Linked DNA regions of Homo sapiens: regions 2, 3 and 4 are each linked to region 1. The links are chromatin contacts, found by Hi-C or POLR2A ChIA-PET in ENCODE. All regions are on one chromosome and are shown on one strand. Each heading gives the region's core, a stretch centred on a gene start or an enhancer-like site at or near the end of the contact. The rest is flanking DNA. Distances are from core to core; before and after follow the strand shown. Region 1 overlaps SFMBT2 (Scm like with four mbt domains 2). Region 2 has its middle 40 kb from the start of LINC02642. Region 3 holds the start of LINC02665 (long intergenic non-protein coding RNA 2665). Region 4 overlaps SFMBT2 (Scm like with four mbt domains 2).

Evidence for each region. A loop is a pair of places that touch in the nucleus more often than their neighbours do. ChIA-PET counts read pairs that join two places held with the same protein, here RNA polymerase II (POLR2A). Pooled maps may share reads with other maps.
Region 2: a map with no recorded cell type shows a loop between it and region 1 (2.2-fold over the local background). The contact joins two enhancer-like sites. A Hi-C loop is called at or near these places in 1 of 168 maps with a recorded cell type or tissue (sigmoid colon), 8 of 37 single-sample maps with no recorded cell type and 6 of 50 pooled maps.
Region 3: a loop to region 1 is called in a map of prostate gland, with 2.5 times the contacts of the local background. The contact joins the promoter of LINC02665 here to the enhancer-like site in region 1. A Hi-C loop is called at or near these places in 3 of 168 maps with a recorded cell type or tissue (prostate gland, sigmoid colon and transverse colon) and 3 of 50 pooled maps. POLR2A ChIA-PET finds 5 or more read pairs at or near these places in 1 of 52 experiments (H1).
Region 4: a map with no recorded cell type shows a loop between it and region 1 (3-fold over the local background). The contact joins two enhancer-like sites. A Hi-C loop is called at or near these places in 1 of 168 maps with a recorded cell type or tissue (PC-3), 2 of 37 single-sample maps with no recorded cell type and 10 of 50 pooled maps. POLR2A ChIA-PET finds 5 or more read pairs at or near these places in 3 of 52 experiments (PC-9 and activated naive CD4-positive, alpha-beta T cell).

What each region holds. Positions count from the first base shown.
Region 1 is chr10:7,258,803-7,262,285 of GRCh38, reverse strand. All of the region lies in intron 7 of SFMBT2 (Scm like with four mbt domains 2), which reads left to right. Among named protein-coding and RNA genes, the nearest start is that of SNORD129, 74 kb to the right of the region's middle. Within about 2 kb of position 1,630, at least 12 of the 41 ENCODE cell types and tissues checked have a DNase peak (open chromatin) inside an H3K27ac peak, as active enhancers do; they include prostate gland, where a contact is called at or near this core.
Region 2 is chr10:7,511,029-7,514,511 of GRCh38, reverse strand. No RefSeq gene overlaps it. Among named protein-coding and RNA genes, the nearest start is that of LINC02642, 40 kb to the right of the region's middle. RefSeq lists a silencer at 1,672-1,781. Within about 2 kb of position 1,836, at least 2 of the 41 ENCODE cell types and tissues checked have a DNase peak (open chromatin) inside an H3K27ac peak, as active enhancers do.
Region 3 is chr10:7,094,553-7,098,035 of GRCh38, reverse strand. LINC02665 (long intergenic non-protein coding RNA 2665) reads right to left here and starts at 1,744. Exons shown (of 3, transcript NR_184104.1): 1 at 1,554-1,744; 2 at 683-910; 3 at 360-594. The region is part of intron 1 of LOC105376387 (a long non-coding RNA gene); the gene reads left to right.
Region 4 is chr10:7,387,050-7,390,532 of GRCh38, reverse strand. All of the region lies in intron 1 of SFMBT2 (Scm like with four mbt domains 2), which reads left to right. Among named protein-coding and RNA genes, the nearest start is that of SFMBT2, 22 kb to the left of the region's middle. Within about 2 kb of position 1,757, at least 4 of the 41 ENCODE cell types and tissues checked have a DNase peak (open chromatin) inside an H3K27ac peak, as active enhancers do.

The DNA of each region.
Region 1 (3,483 bases), core at 381-2,880:
GCCACGGTAAAATTGTTTGGAGGTGGCTCCCCCATCCCCCCTCCAAAAAACATTAAAAAACCACCAATCCTTTTGCAAGTTAGGCCACCCGTTTAAGCCCCGTAGTGCCTTTCATGAACAGACACTTGCTCCAGGGAGAAACCTGATGTAAAGAGAAGTTTGAGCTTCTCTCTTTTAACTTTAGGACTTCAGAGGTTTGAGAGCTAATGGAAAATGAGGACCCCATGTAATAAGGGGAGCCCAGTGGTGTGGCCATGCCACCGGGCCTTGCCCTTCAGCGCTGTCACCCCTGCCCCCAGGGAGGGCACACTGAGGAGGCTGGCCTACTTTGCTGGGTGTCAATAAAAGGTGTGGGGACTGTTCATTCCTGAGCTTTCTCTCTTCCGTCCTTCCGCCAGCCACCCTACTTTGAATCTGCCTGTCTCAATGACATAAAGTCAAGGATAAGATAAAATCTGCCTCCAGTTTTGTCGCCAGTGCCATTTATAACCAGAAAGGCCAGCACGAACATGTCAGATAAACCTTTACATGAATATATGATGTCCTGCACTTAACAACTTGATGAAAGGAAAGGCTCAGTTTAGGAGAGTGGAAACCTGCTTTAAAGCTCCTTAATATTTAACAAGATCTTGCACTTGTGGTGACCTGCAAAGTCTCTAGATCACAACAGGATTTATTCTTTTCCCTGCCGGCATCTGGATTCTCCTAAAAGTAAATCCATCCAGACATGCCTGCATACGTAACCCCCACCCGGCAAAGGGATCAGAACATTTGGTCATTTCGCCTGTGAGTCTGTACTGATTCATGCACTCCCTGATCCTCAGTCATTGCTGAGCATCCGAAGATTCTGAGAGACTGCAGGTCTATAAACAATGGGACAGGGAGCCAAGGCATGGCCAGAGTGTTACAAACCCTGGCTTTCTGTGTGATAAGCCACTCACCTTGAGGACGTTTTTGGAATATGCATTAACCTTTCAGACCTTTCGGGATAGCATAAAAAGGTACGAAGGAAAAACATAATTGAAGCCATAGATGAATCATAGGAACTCAAAAACCATTCTTCATTGGAAAGTGTTGCAGTGAATTGGTGAGCGTTTCTAGTGATTCGCACCCACGGGCTGCAGACCTTGTGCTGGGTACTGTGCATATACTATCTCACATCCCCACAGTAACCTGACTCGAGAGGCACAGGAGTCTTACTGGTTAAGTTCAGGAATTGCCAGGCTCAGAGAAGTTAATTTCTAGTCATACCTCATACAGAGAGACCATGGGTGAGCCAGGATGCACAGACGTACCTCAAACCCAAGGCCACACTTTTTTTTTTTTAATGTTTCTTTGTTAAACTGGGGTATTTAAAGACTGCGCAAACTCAGTATTATTATAACAAAGAACCAGAAAATGAATTCTGAGAGTATTCAGTGTTGCCTATTCAGTATGGTATTTGAACTGGAGTATGTTGCTCAACTCCTTATTACTCAGTTGCTTTTGACGAGGGCTCTCCTGGGATTTTGGCCAGGATGATTTTTTTATTGTACTAAGTGACAACTGCCCCTGCCCCTTGCCAAATAACTGTCTGCACTGGGGAATGTGGTAGATGCCGCCTGTGTAGAATTAGAACCAGTGGTGTAAGCCGGAAGAGTGGCCCCATTTTTCTTGTCAGTGATTGGCTTAGGGAGAGATTTGTGACCAATTTGGGTCAGTAATAAATGAGGACATCTGCTGGTAGTTTCTGGAATAGGTTTCCTTGCTTTGAAGAAGCAGCATAGGGAAGAGGGGGCCTTGCTCTGCCTGAGAGGCCTGGAGTTTCTGCAGCCATCTTGAGCCCACAAGGGAGGAGCTGGACTGGGGAAAGCTGTCATATTTAGGGTGTGGAAGGAGGAGGATGAAAAGAACCGAGGCCATTTCTGACATTGCTCATGGCTCTGTTCACCAGGCTTTTCTATTCACTTGCCTTTTCTCTGGACCCCTTTGCTGTGTGAGATAATGGATTTCCTTATGGTTTATACCAGGTCGAGTAGGGTTTTCTGTCTGGTCTTTGTGTGAGAAGGCCCTTTAATAGATAAAGGCTTCCTTGGGGACCAGTACCATTTCAGGTGACTGGTCTGCTTGTCTGTAGGTTGGAAATGATTGCTTACTCCTTGCAAACAGAGAACCCATTGCTGCCATAGTGGTAGTAGGCAGTGGGTTAAGGAGTACTTGAGTTATTGTTATTGTCCTGTGCATGCAAAGCACCTCTTGTACCACCATATTGTGGTCACCATTGTTTATGGTTATTGCTGTCATTCATAACAGCATCTTTGAATCTTATACACTAGACATTCAAAGTGGAGGCAGTGGGAGGGTAACAGCAGCACCAGGTCTGCAGTGTAGACTGGCAGCACCGGGTCTGCAGTGTAGACTGGCACAAATGTAAGTGTGAATTTCCAGTTCTTGCTGAGACAGCATCAGAGTGAGTCAAAATTAACAGGGTTGGTTGGCACTGCTGATCACACCAAGGGGCTGAAGGGTGGGTACTAGAGTGAGTTAATGCTGGAGACAGAGGCAGAGAGAATCCACTGATGCTGAGGAAGCTCATCAGAAGTGTAGGGGGAGGAGACCACAAGGTCAGGTGTCTCATCAGCGATACCTGACTTCTCTCTTAACCGAATCTGAATCAGTGGTCCTCAACTCAGGGGCCAGGGGCATGTGCCCTTCAGTGGACATGTGGCAAAGCCAGGAGACATTTCAGTTGTCCCAGGTGGGGGATGCAGTCAGCATCTAGTGGATAGACCCCAGAGATGCAGTTGCAACATCCTACAGTGGCAGAACAGCCCCCCAACAAAGATTCTGGCCCCCAAAGGCCAATAGTGTTGAGGCTGACCATCCCTGTTTCTCACCTGGAAGTGGTTGATGGAGGGAGCCGAGGGCAGCTGGGGTGTGAGGAAGGCTCTGGAGACTGAAGCTGTTATTAGATCCAGTCCAGGCTGCTTGGCAGTGGGCACTTTCCAGTGGGGAGGCTTCCCACTTGTGGCAGAGCACGTAGAGGGGTTTGCAAGCTCTCTGTGTTTACTGGCCTCCACGTTGGTGTCTGGGAAGGGCAAAACAGAAGCTCAGACTGCTGGGTGGAGAAGTTTTGCGCCTTCCCAGCTCTTGCTTCTTTCTGTGAAGCATGCTGGCGTCATGTTTCCATGACAGCAGTTGAGTTAATGCATTTAGGGGCCCCCTCAGCGTCCACCACATCCTGCCTGTTGTAAATTGTGTGGTTCAGGTTGTGATCTATGATACTACGGTCCTAAATTTCTCATTACTATTTTTTAACTTGATTGAATGCACAGCTACTAGACAAAATCGCTCTTTACCTCTGTAAGTAAAAAATAGAAATGCTTATTAGTGTTCAGCAATAGATTTTAAAATTACATTTTTGTTACAAATACTTCACTGGCTAAATTGAAATCAGTGTGATCAAATTGAAATGTCATAATACTATTGATTTAATAAATGCTG
Region 2 (3,483 bases), core at 587-3,086, 250 kb before region 1:
ATCTCATTTTCTCAATCATTACCAGGCAACTCCAAATTTTCCTTTGAGGGTCTTCACCCTCTGACATCAGCATTGTAGAAACCAGGAGAGAGGAAAAGAGGGAAAGAGCAGAAGTTTTCTAAACGGGGGAAAGGAAACGTTTGTCGTCCCCACAATGTAATAAACTTGTTACAGGGTTTATTAAAGAGAAAACCAGGATGTGAGCAGAATTTCCTTTTTTTCTCCTGCCTGAGAATGCACTGGAATTTATTGTGCCTGAGCTTTCAAATCTGTTCCTGAGCTGTCAGCAAGGAGGAGTTGCAGGGTCTCAGTGGAGCCCTGTGGCCACGTTGCCCTCTACAAGATAGACCCTGCGTTACTCCTCTTCAAAGCCCAGCCCTGATCAGCCACACAGCCAGGAGCACCAGATAGGAGGTAAGCTCCCCACAGCTCCCAGTCATCGCAAAGGACATTACCATGCTGGAAATTAGGCAGACCTATCATTTGTTTGAGAACCACTTAAAAAATCCGCAGCACCAGTCCATGTCCTTTGTCTTGGCTTTGTCTTATCCTTTTAATTTAAGATTGTGGAGAAATGGATTTAGGGAAGAGATATCAGCTCCTCCTCCCTGGAGACACCAATATTGACTAACACTGAAAAAGCAAATAGTATCACATAACCTACTAAAATAAAGCAGGGAAAGTCATTATACTTTTACTTTATTGATCCAGTTCCTGGCTACATGGGGAAAAAAAAAAACTTACATTGTTGAAGCTGGCAATCTCTAATGCTACAACATGTTGTTAAAAAGTGGTGCATTTATCTGCACACAGGAAACAAGACATTATACTGAGCAGGAGCTGTGTTAAATAGTCCAGGGATATGCGTAACACTAAACAAACAGTGCTGGGCTAGGCCAGAAGGGAAAATAACCTCGTGAGGATGGGACGTGTGCATTTTAAAAAATTGTCAGACAGGTTTTCTGAATAGACAAAAAATACACTTCAAAGGCTTTCTTTTGATTTTGTATTAATGACTTCCAAATACATTTCTATGATAGCAACATCCTTTAAATGGGTCTTGAGAAGAGGGTCCATGCCAGCCTTGTACTAACCTCATTCAATATTTGTGAGTAAATGAATGGTACCCATTAAGTTCACATATTTAACTTTGAAAATTGGACTAATTTATAAATCATTACTAGGGTAATTACTAGGGTAATGATTTATAAATGAAAAATTGCAAGGATTAATATTTTTCTAGTCTACACACATGCATACATATATAAATATATATACATATATAAATATATGTATATACATATACAAACATGTATATACAAATATATGTATATACATATACAAACATGTATATACATATATAAATATATGTATATACATATACAAACATGTATATACATATACAAGCACATAAATATGCATACATGTGTATATATACACACTAAATATACATTGCAGCAAACACATTTTTGTTTGACAACCTCCTGGTTGCACATTTGACATTTGCAAAGTAACACATTTACCAAGAAAAAGAATTTGGATTTAATTGCTTTGATAAAGTCACAGTTTCCTTTGTGGTATTTAAAAGATCATGTTAGTACAAAGGTTTTCACAGGTCAGCAGCTTCTCACTCATTCTTTTTCACGAGAACTTTCCCAATCAATCAATTAACTAACAAGCATGTATTAAGGCAGGGGTCCCCAACTCCTGAACCATGAACCACTAGCGGACAGGTGGCCTGTTAGGAACTGAGCCACCCAGCAGGAGGTGAGTGGGGAGTGAGCTTCATCTGTATTTACAGCCACTCCCCATGGCTCATGTTACCGCCTGAGCTCCACCTCCTGTCCCTGAGACCCTCTTCGACTTCCTGCCATGGAACAACACACGGGCTTGCAGCTGCGTCCCTCCTATTTCTTTCTTCCTTTCTGTGACAACGGACAAGTTGCCCTTATCCCTCTGAGGAAGCTGTCCACCTGCACCTCCTGCCTAATCAGCAGGAGCATTAGATTCCCACACAAGAGCAAACCCTATTTGTGAACTGCACATGTGAGTGGTCTAGGTTGTGCACTCCTTATGAGAATCTAATGCCTGTTGATCTGTTGCTGTCTCCCATCACCCCCAGATGGGACTGTCTAGTTGCAGGAAAACAAGCTCAGGGCTCCCACTGATTCTACATGATGATGAGTTGTATGATTATTTCATTATATATATTACAAGGTAATAACAGTAGAAATAAAGTGCACAATAAATGTAAAGCACTTGAATCATCCCGAAACCATCTCCCCTCCACTGTCTGTGGAAAAATTGTCTTCCACAAAACCAGTCCCTGGTGCCAAAAAGGTTGGGGACTGCTGTATTAAGGTGTGTGTTCTGTACTAAGAATTGTATTGAATACAAAGAATTAATGATATTGTCCCTGCCACCAAGAAACATAGTTGAGTGGGAGAGATAGTTATCTTTTCCAGTAGGAGAGAGAGGAGTTTGTGCTTCAAGTATCATGAAACATTCTATACTATGTGAGTGATAAAGGCAAGCACTGTCCTAGGCGTCTATGTGCAGCTGAAGTCACTGAGGAGTGAGTAGATGGTGTTCAAGACCTTGGAATAGGAGTAGATCTTGGAAACACGGCGAAGAGGCAGAACACAGAAGCAGAGCCAGGAGTGACGTGTGCCAGATGATTTTAATCAGTGGTACAGTCTGGGGAACCAATACTCTAGATTTTATCCCAGGACAGACCCAGAACATCAGACATAATTAGATCATGCCGTTTAGCCTTATCTGCAGAAAACAGCTTTTCCGGAACTGTGTGTTGGTGTTATGTCCTTTCTTGACTAAAGTGAAGGAAGTCTTCTGGAAAAAGGTATTTAAAAAATCAGAACACTGCACTAGTCTTTTCAGTAAATGTTACAGGAAAAACTGGACATCCACATGTTTTTTAGAAAAAGAATATAGACACAGACCATACATCCTGTGTGAAAGTAATTCAAAATGGATCATAGACCCTAAATGTAAAAGCAAAACCATAAAAAATAGGAGAAAATCTAGATGACCTTGGGTTTGGTGATGACATTTTAGATATAACACCAAAGGCATGATCTATGAAAGAAGTAACTGAGAAGCTGAATTTCATTAGAACTAAAACTTGTACTTTGAGAAAGACACTGTCAAAAGAATGAGAAGACAAGCCACAGACTGGGAGAAAACATAGCAAAAGTCACATCTAATAAAGAATCATTATCCAAAATATACAAAGAATTCTTATAATTCAACTATAAGAGAATAAAAAACCTGGTTAAAAATGGACAAAATATCTGAACAGACACCTCACCAAAGAAAGCACACAGATGGCAAAGAAACATATGAAAAGATGCTCCTCCTCATATATCATCATGGAAATACATATTAAACAACAGTGAGTTCCCACTACACACTATTATATTATACCTGTTAGAATGGCCAAAATCCAGAGCACTGACAACATAA
Region 3 (3,483 bases), core at 495-2,994, 160 kb after region 1:
TGCAAGGATCTGGAGAGAACCCCGCTGGAGGAGCTGGGCTCCCGGAGGCACTGGCAGCAGACCTCCATGTCTGCTCACCTCTTATTTGGAAATGTGGGAAATCACCCCCATTTCATCTTTTCTCTGTCAGTAGAGAACTTTAGTCTTCTTATTTGCTCAGTTACTATTTTTCCCACCATGGGAATATCTAAATCATCCTTCCTTTCCTAAATCTCTGCTCTATTGTCTTGCCGGTCATCCACAGTCCAGCCCTGATGCTGGATGCAATTGCTTCAAATGAATTAAGGAGCCGTGAGTGACTTTGAAAACCTAGCCTGTGGCTTCCCATGGGGGAACTGAAGGAAGACTTCAGAGACCACGTAGTTTAAGTCCTTTATTTACGAATGAGGACCCTGAGACAGTTTACATAAGCCCACCTGGTATGAGAGCCAGAAGCTTTGGATAATCTGGTTCCCCCTTCAGAGGTGACTCTGCAGGAACGCGCAGACTGAAGGCATAAGAAGCCCGTAGAAAGCGGTTAAAACAAGCCGTGTTTCTTCCCCTGTGATTAGTCGGCTTGAAATGTGTAGGGGGCATCTTCCACCCGTGCTGGGGCTGGGAATGGAGCAGTGACCGTGAGTTCCGTGGCACCTGCTGGATTTTGTAGTCCGTTGGGGAGCATAGGCTGTAAGTGAATACTTACCAGCGTATTGACGGCTCAGAAGAGAAAGCAGAATGTTAGCGGAGCACCTAATAGGACACAACTGAAATATTCCAGGCCCCTTGTCTCATGTTTGGCGGAAGTCTCCTGTTTCCAGTGGAGCTGTGTGTGTGGTTCACTTTCCAGGAGGATGCACCGTCCCCCAGGTGGTGTGCTGGGAGATTGGAAGTTCTCCACTACATGGCCTCTGGGCCAGTGCTATTAGCCCCACTGGGGAGAAGAAGAAACCGAGGGTAAGACACTGAGGACTTGTTTGAGGTCACACAGGAACGGAGGTGAAGAAAGAGTCACGGGTGGGGCGTGAGGGGCTGCTCACCGTGGCCGGAGTGGAGAGTTTAAAGTAGAGAGTGCCGGGACCGTGCTATTTATTTCTGGAGCCCGAGGCCACCTCCCCTTAGGAGATGATGCGCAGGGCCAGGCTGAGGCAGAATTGTGGGGTAGGTGACGGCTGCCCTCAGAAGTCTTAAACTCCCTGTGCAACACCTCCAGTGCCTTTAATGCCACTGCTTTCTCTTGGAATACGGTGTCATCAAGCTCCCTCCCCTGACAAATTCACTCCTCACTTCCTTCCCTCTCGACAAGCGGTTCCTTCCTCCCAGGAGAACAGTCCTCCCTAGAGGGGGCCATCTCAGGTCCTTGGGCGATGTGGGATGTGAGGAGGCTCTCCCCTTTCCGAGAAGCCCCGGAGTTGGCCGGGGCAACCAGGCGCCAACTCCACCCATGCGGCCTTGGGCTCAGGTAAACTTTGAGGGCTGTTTCTAACATGGAGCAGGGCTTTTAGCGAGCATATGATGGGGAGGATTTGCATCTTGGAAAGGAACTAACACAAGATACAAAGAAGCAAACGTCTCACCTTATCTCTTTTCCAGAGCCTCCTCAAGGCACCCACTTTCCTGTCTTTCCTTCATGATTATTCTTGACTGGTGACATTTATTCCTGACTGGTGACATTTATTGAACACCCAATGCATGCTACCAACAATGCTTTTTTTTTTTTTGTATCAGAATTATCCCTGGAAAAAATATAGAGGAGAGGTTAGTGGCATTTTTATTGTCCATCCGTACGTGGTACAGCACTGGAGAAAGGTAGTCAATACGTGGGAAGAGCCTCCTGTGAACTCATACTTACTTCACAAAGGAAAGAGGCTAAAATTCTGCCTTTTCTGAACAGCTGTCTCCATAGAGCTCGGTTCTGTTCTGGTTAAGTTAGTTAAGATGGTTAGTTTAGAGGGTACTTGGTGATAATGGGGCTAAGCCTTCTTTGTTTGTATTTTGTAATTACCTTTTTTTCTTTTTGTTGAGATGGAGTCTTGCTCTGTCACCCAGGCTGGAGTGCAATGGTGCGATCTTCTGCCTCTCGAGTTCAAGCGATTCTCCTGCCTCAGCCACCCCAGTAGCTGGGACTACAGGTGTGCACCACCACGCCCAGCTAATTTTTGTATTTTTAGTAGAGACACGGTTTCACCATGTTGGGCAGGCTGGTCTCGAACTCCTGACCCCAAGTGATCCACCTGTCTTGGTCTCCCAAAGTGCTGGGATTACAGGCATGAGCCACGGTGCCCTGCCACGTTACTTTTATTGATATAAAATTTATATAACATAAAATCCGCAGTGTATGGTTTTATACTTTTCACATTTGTAAGTGTGCATCAAGGTGGTTTTAGTGTACTCACAATGCTGCGCAACCCTCACACTCTCATTCTTGAAGATTTCTAGCCTTCCCCAAAGAAACTCCACACCATTGGCAGTCACTCCCAAACTTCCTCCTCCTAGTCTCTGGCCACCACTAATGTACTTCTATGGATTTGCCTATTCTTGCCACTTTATATAAATGTAATCATATAATACATGGTCTTTTATGTCTGGCTGCTTTCACTTAGAATAATTTTTTCAAGATTCATCTGTGTTTCAGCATGGAGGAGTACTTTGTTTCTTTTTATTCCATTGTATGTATACACTACATTTTATTTATTCATTCAGCAGTCAGTGGACATCTGGTTGTTTCTACTTTTTGCCTATGATGAATAATGCTGCTGTGGACATCCCTGTACAAGTTCTTGTGTGAAGATGTGTTTTCAGTTCTCTTGGGTGTATACCTAGGAGTAGAATTGCTGGGTCATATGGTAAATCTATGTTTAGCATTTTGAGAAACTGCCAAGATTTTTCTCACAATGATTGCACTATTTTATATTCATACCAGCGATGTAGGGGGATTCTGATAACTTTCTTGCCATCACTTGTTAATTTTGCTTTTTTCTTTTGAAATTATAGCCATCCTAGTGATGTGAAATGGAAACTTACTGTGATTTTGATTTCCATTTCCCTAGTGACTAATGATGCTGAGAATCTTTTCACGTGCTCATTGGAATCTGTACATCTTCTTTGGGGAAATGTTTATTTAAATCCTTTGCCCAGTTTACAATTGGATTGCTTGTCTTTATCGCTGAGTTGTTCTTTATACATTCTGGAGACTGGACGCTTATCAGATATATGATTTGCAAATATTTTCTCCCATTCCGTGGGTTGTCTTTTAACGTCTTGTCTGTCCTTAGATCATTGTTTTGAGCTTCTCGAAGGTCACTAAATGCCACACACCTATGGCCACAGACTCGAGATGGCCTCTGGCACAAACATTAGTTATAAAGGGGCTGAATGAGGAAGTGCAGGTGGATCTTGGAGATGCACTCAGAATTCCTCATTTGAATGCTTTGTAGAATGCCAAATAGCATTTCAAGTAAGAAAAAAAATAGATACCTAAAAAAAGACAGGAAGAATAATTTTGGG
Region 4 (3,483 bases), core at 508-3,007, 130 kb before region 1:
CTTTGTATGACACACGTAATAGTTTCTAAGATGTTTCTCCTTTGACATTTTCCATTGATATAAAAATGCAGCTGATTTAATAAAAACCTATGCTGTGTTAGGAAGTTTGCCGTGAATCATTTGTGGAATATTAGGGGGAAACTGTTAAGTCTCCTTTTGAAGTTTCTTAGATTTAAAAATTCATGAGTTTTAACTAGCTTGACATTATTACATTAAAACTTTTAAGACAGCCAAGAATTGATGGTTGTTTAGGACATGTTCCAAGCCCTCAAATACGGCTCTCCAGTGCAGTGGCTTGCTGGGCTGCCCACCTTCTACCCACATGTGCCTAGTTCAATTCAAGGTCATTAAAATTAAAATTCAGGTCCTCAACAGTACTAGATACGCTTCCAGTGCACTGTAGCCAACGTGTGGCTAGTGGTTACTGTACTGGACCAAGCAGATATAGATCAGGCAGTGCTGGTCTAGATGCATTCAACATAGATAATGAGCCCCCAGTTATGTTTGGCTAGTTGAAGAGTAATATCTAATGCATGTTCTTTCTCACTCGTGTTCTTCCTAACAAGGCTTTGCTTAGCCTGTGCTAGCATTACTCTATTCTTTGACTATACCTCAAGTGAAAGGAGAAGGAAAGATAGGGTTGAGAGGGGAGGATGCTTATTGTATTAAATTTGCTTCAAACATAAAGGGATAATCTGAATGCAGAAAATGTACAATGAATCATAATAACACCTGGATTGATAAAATTTTAGATTTGAAAGGGGTGATTGCATCTCATCAAGCTTTCTGATTGAACTGATGAGAAATTCAAGGAGTAGAGAGGTTAAGTAATTTGTTTATGTCACACAGCCACATAGCTTGTTATTCCCTTATTCTGCAAGCTCTCTGTTCTTTTCACTGGTCCAAGACAACTCTTGTAAGAAGTTCCAGTACTAGAATTCTGTTGTCCAACAGAGACAAAAGGAGCCTATTATAGTAGAGTTAACTTTGTACAAAACCACAAAGTGTATTGTATAAAACAGGAAGTTACCTTTTATAAGCCCAGTCTTCTGAATGTTTTTTGTATTGTCTTTGGAAAAAACTGTTACTTTAATTAATAGACACTTTTACTTTGTTCTTGAAATTACGTATAGCTTAAGAAACAAAAGGAAATACGCTTTCTTTTAATAATAGCCTTTTTGGGGGGTTAGGGTGTTGTAGTTAGGAAAAGGCTTTTTAAAAATATACTGTTTCTATTTTGCAAAGCTTATGGGTGGAGCAGTTGTCACCACCAAGATTTGCCCCTCTAACCCCCCAAAAACATCCCATTGAATGTAAATAGAAATTCCTGTGAAGTGGGTTATTATTCTCATATTTGATAGGTTTCCCCAAGAATTATCTGTTTCCACAGACACTGCATAGGTTCCATTAGTTGCTGTGGAAAGTGAAGTAATTTATTCTAGGAACTGTGACTGTGTGCTGTGAAAAGATTGCATTTTGTTAACATAATTTCTACGGCGTTCTGTTGATGGGGCCTCTCAAATACTTCTTGGACCTGTTCCCTTCATTTCTTCTCCACTGTCTTAGTTCACACCCTTGCCTGCACTTCCATGTTTTTAGTTTGTTTCCATTCATCCATCTCGCCTATGGCTCCCTGAGTGCTTTTTCTGAAACAAACCTGATCATTTCACTTCCTGGAACACCCTGCCACATCCACTCCATCTGCAGAGTGACACGCAGGGCTCGGGCCCTTACTGTAGCAAACATTCTCTTCTCACCTGGGCTCAGCCTGCCTCTCTGTTCTCACCCCAAGTCTTTGTTCAGATATCACTTCCTGAGGTCTTGCCTGACTGTCATGTAAATAATTATCATCCTTCTGGTGGGGTGTGGTGGCTCATGTCTATAATCCTAGCACTTTGGGAGCCAGAGGCGGACAGATCACTTGAGGCCAGGAGTTTGAGACCAGCCTGGCCAACATGGTGAAATTCCGTCTCTACTAAAATACAAAAAAAAAAAAAAAAAAAAAAAATTAGCTGGGTATGGTCAGGTGCACCTGTAATCCCAGCTACTCGGGAGACTGAGGCAGGAGAATTGCTTGAACCTGGGAGGTGGAGGTTGCAGTGAGCCAAGATTGGGCCATTGCACTCTAGCCTGGGTGAACAAGAGCAAATACTCCATCTCAATCATCATCATCATCATCATCATCATCATCATCATCATCATCATCCTTCTTTGTTTGCCTGATCTTTTCTGCTTCATTTTTCCCTATAGCACTTATCACCATCTAACAGGCTATATCACCTACTAATTAAAAAAAAAAAAAACTCCATTGGCTCTTTCTCCCAATTAGGATGAGATCTCTACCAGGGCAGGAATTTTTTGTTTTGTTTTGTTACAGATGCCTTCGCATGCCTGGAACAGTGCCTGACATGGAATGGGGGATCAGTACATATTTGGGGATGAATGGGCGTGATGCCGCTTGCTCCACGTTCCTGTCTCCCACCCTCTCCCTTGAGGCACCTTAGACTTTTTCCCAAGGGTCTGCCATGCTGTTTGCTGCTGGTACCTCCACGTTTAATGGCTTTTCTACCTTTTTTTTTTTTTTTTGAAACAGAGTTGCTCTGTCGTCCAGGCTGGAGTGCAGTGGGAGCCATCTCAACTCACTGCAACCTCTGCCTCCCGGGTTCAAGCAATTCTTCTGCCTCAGCCTCCTGAGTAGCTGGGATTACAGGTGCACACGACCATACCCAGCTAATTGGTTTTTTTTTTTTTTTTTCCTATTTTTAATAGAGACAGGGTTTCGCCATGTTGGCCAGGCTGGTCTCAAACTCCTGGCCTCAAGTGATCTGCCCGCTTCAGCCTCCCAAAGTGCTGGGATTACAGACGTGAGCCACCATGCCCATCCTCCTTTGGTTTCCTCTTATCCTCGGCTCCTCTGGGCATTTCCTCTTGAGCCTCTCCTAATTTTCTGTTCCGCTTTGATGCACCCCCCGGCCCACCCAAGCTCGCCTTCCTATCCTTGTTGATATTTGCATCTTGTCCTTCGTGGGATTCCAGGTACATTCTTGGTGGACTTGGTGGTGGTTATGTGTGCGGTTGGACGGACAGACTTGCTTTTAGCAGCCACTTGTCCTTGCTGGCAGCCACTGGTATTTATATGTCTGTCCCCAGTGCCCAACGTGGTGTCTGGCATAAATAAATCAGATGTTCCATTAATACACACACAAGAAAACTGCATGGTATCAGCACTTATCTGTCTGGCATTAGTTTTAAAATTGTATGTGTCTTAGAATTTGCTAAGAAAAGTTTACTGTAAGCTCTTGAGGAAAGCTTTTCAGGAGGAATTAATTTGGAGAAAAATGCTCCATGCCTAGGAGTGTTGAGTGCTCACAGATGACACTGTGTGGGGTCCCTGCCACTCCCTAGTTTAGTTTTATTTCTTTTCATTGCCCCTTCCCCACAATAGGTGCTCAGTTATTAAAAATCGATGATTTAAGTAAAAAT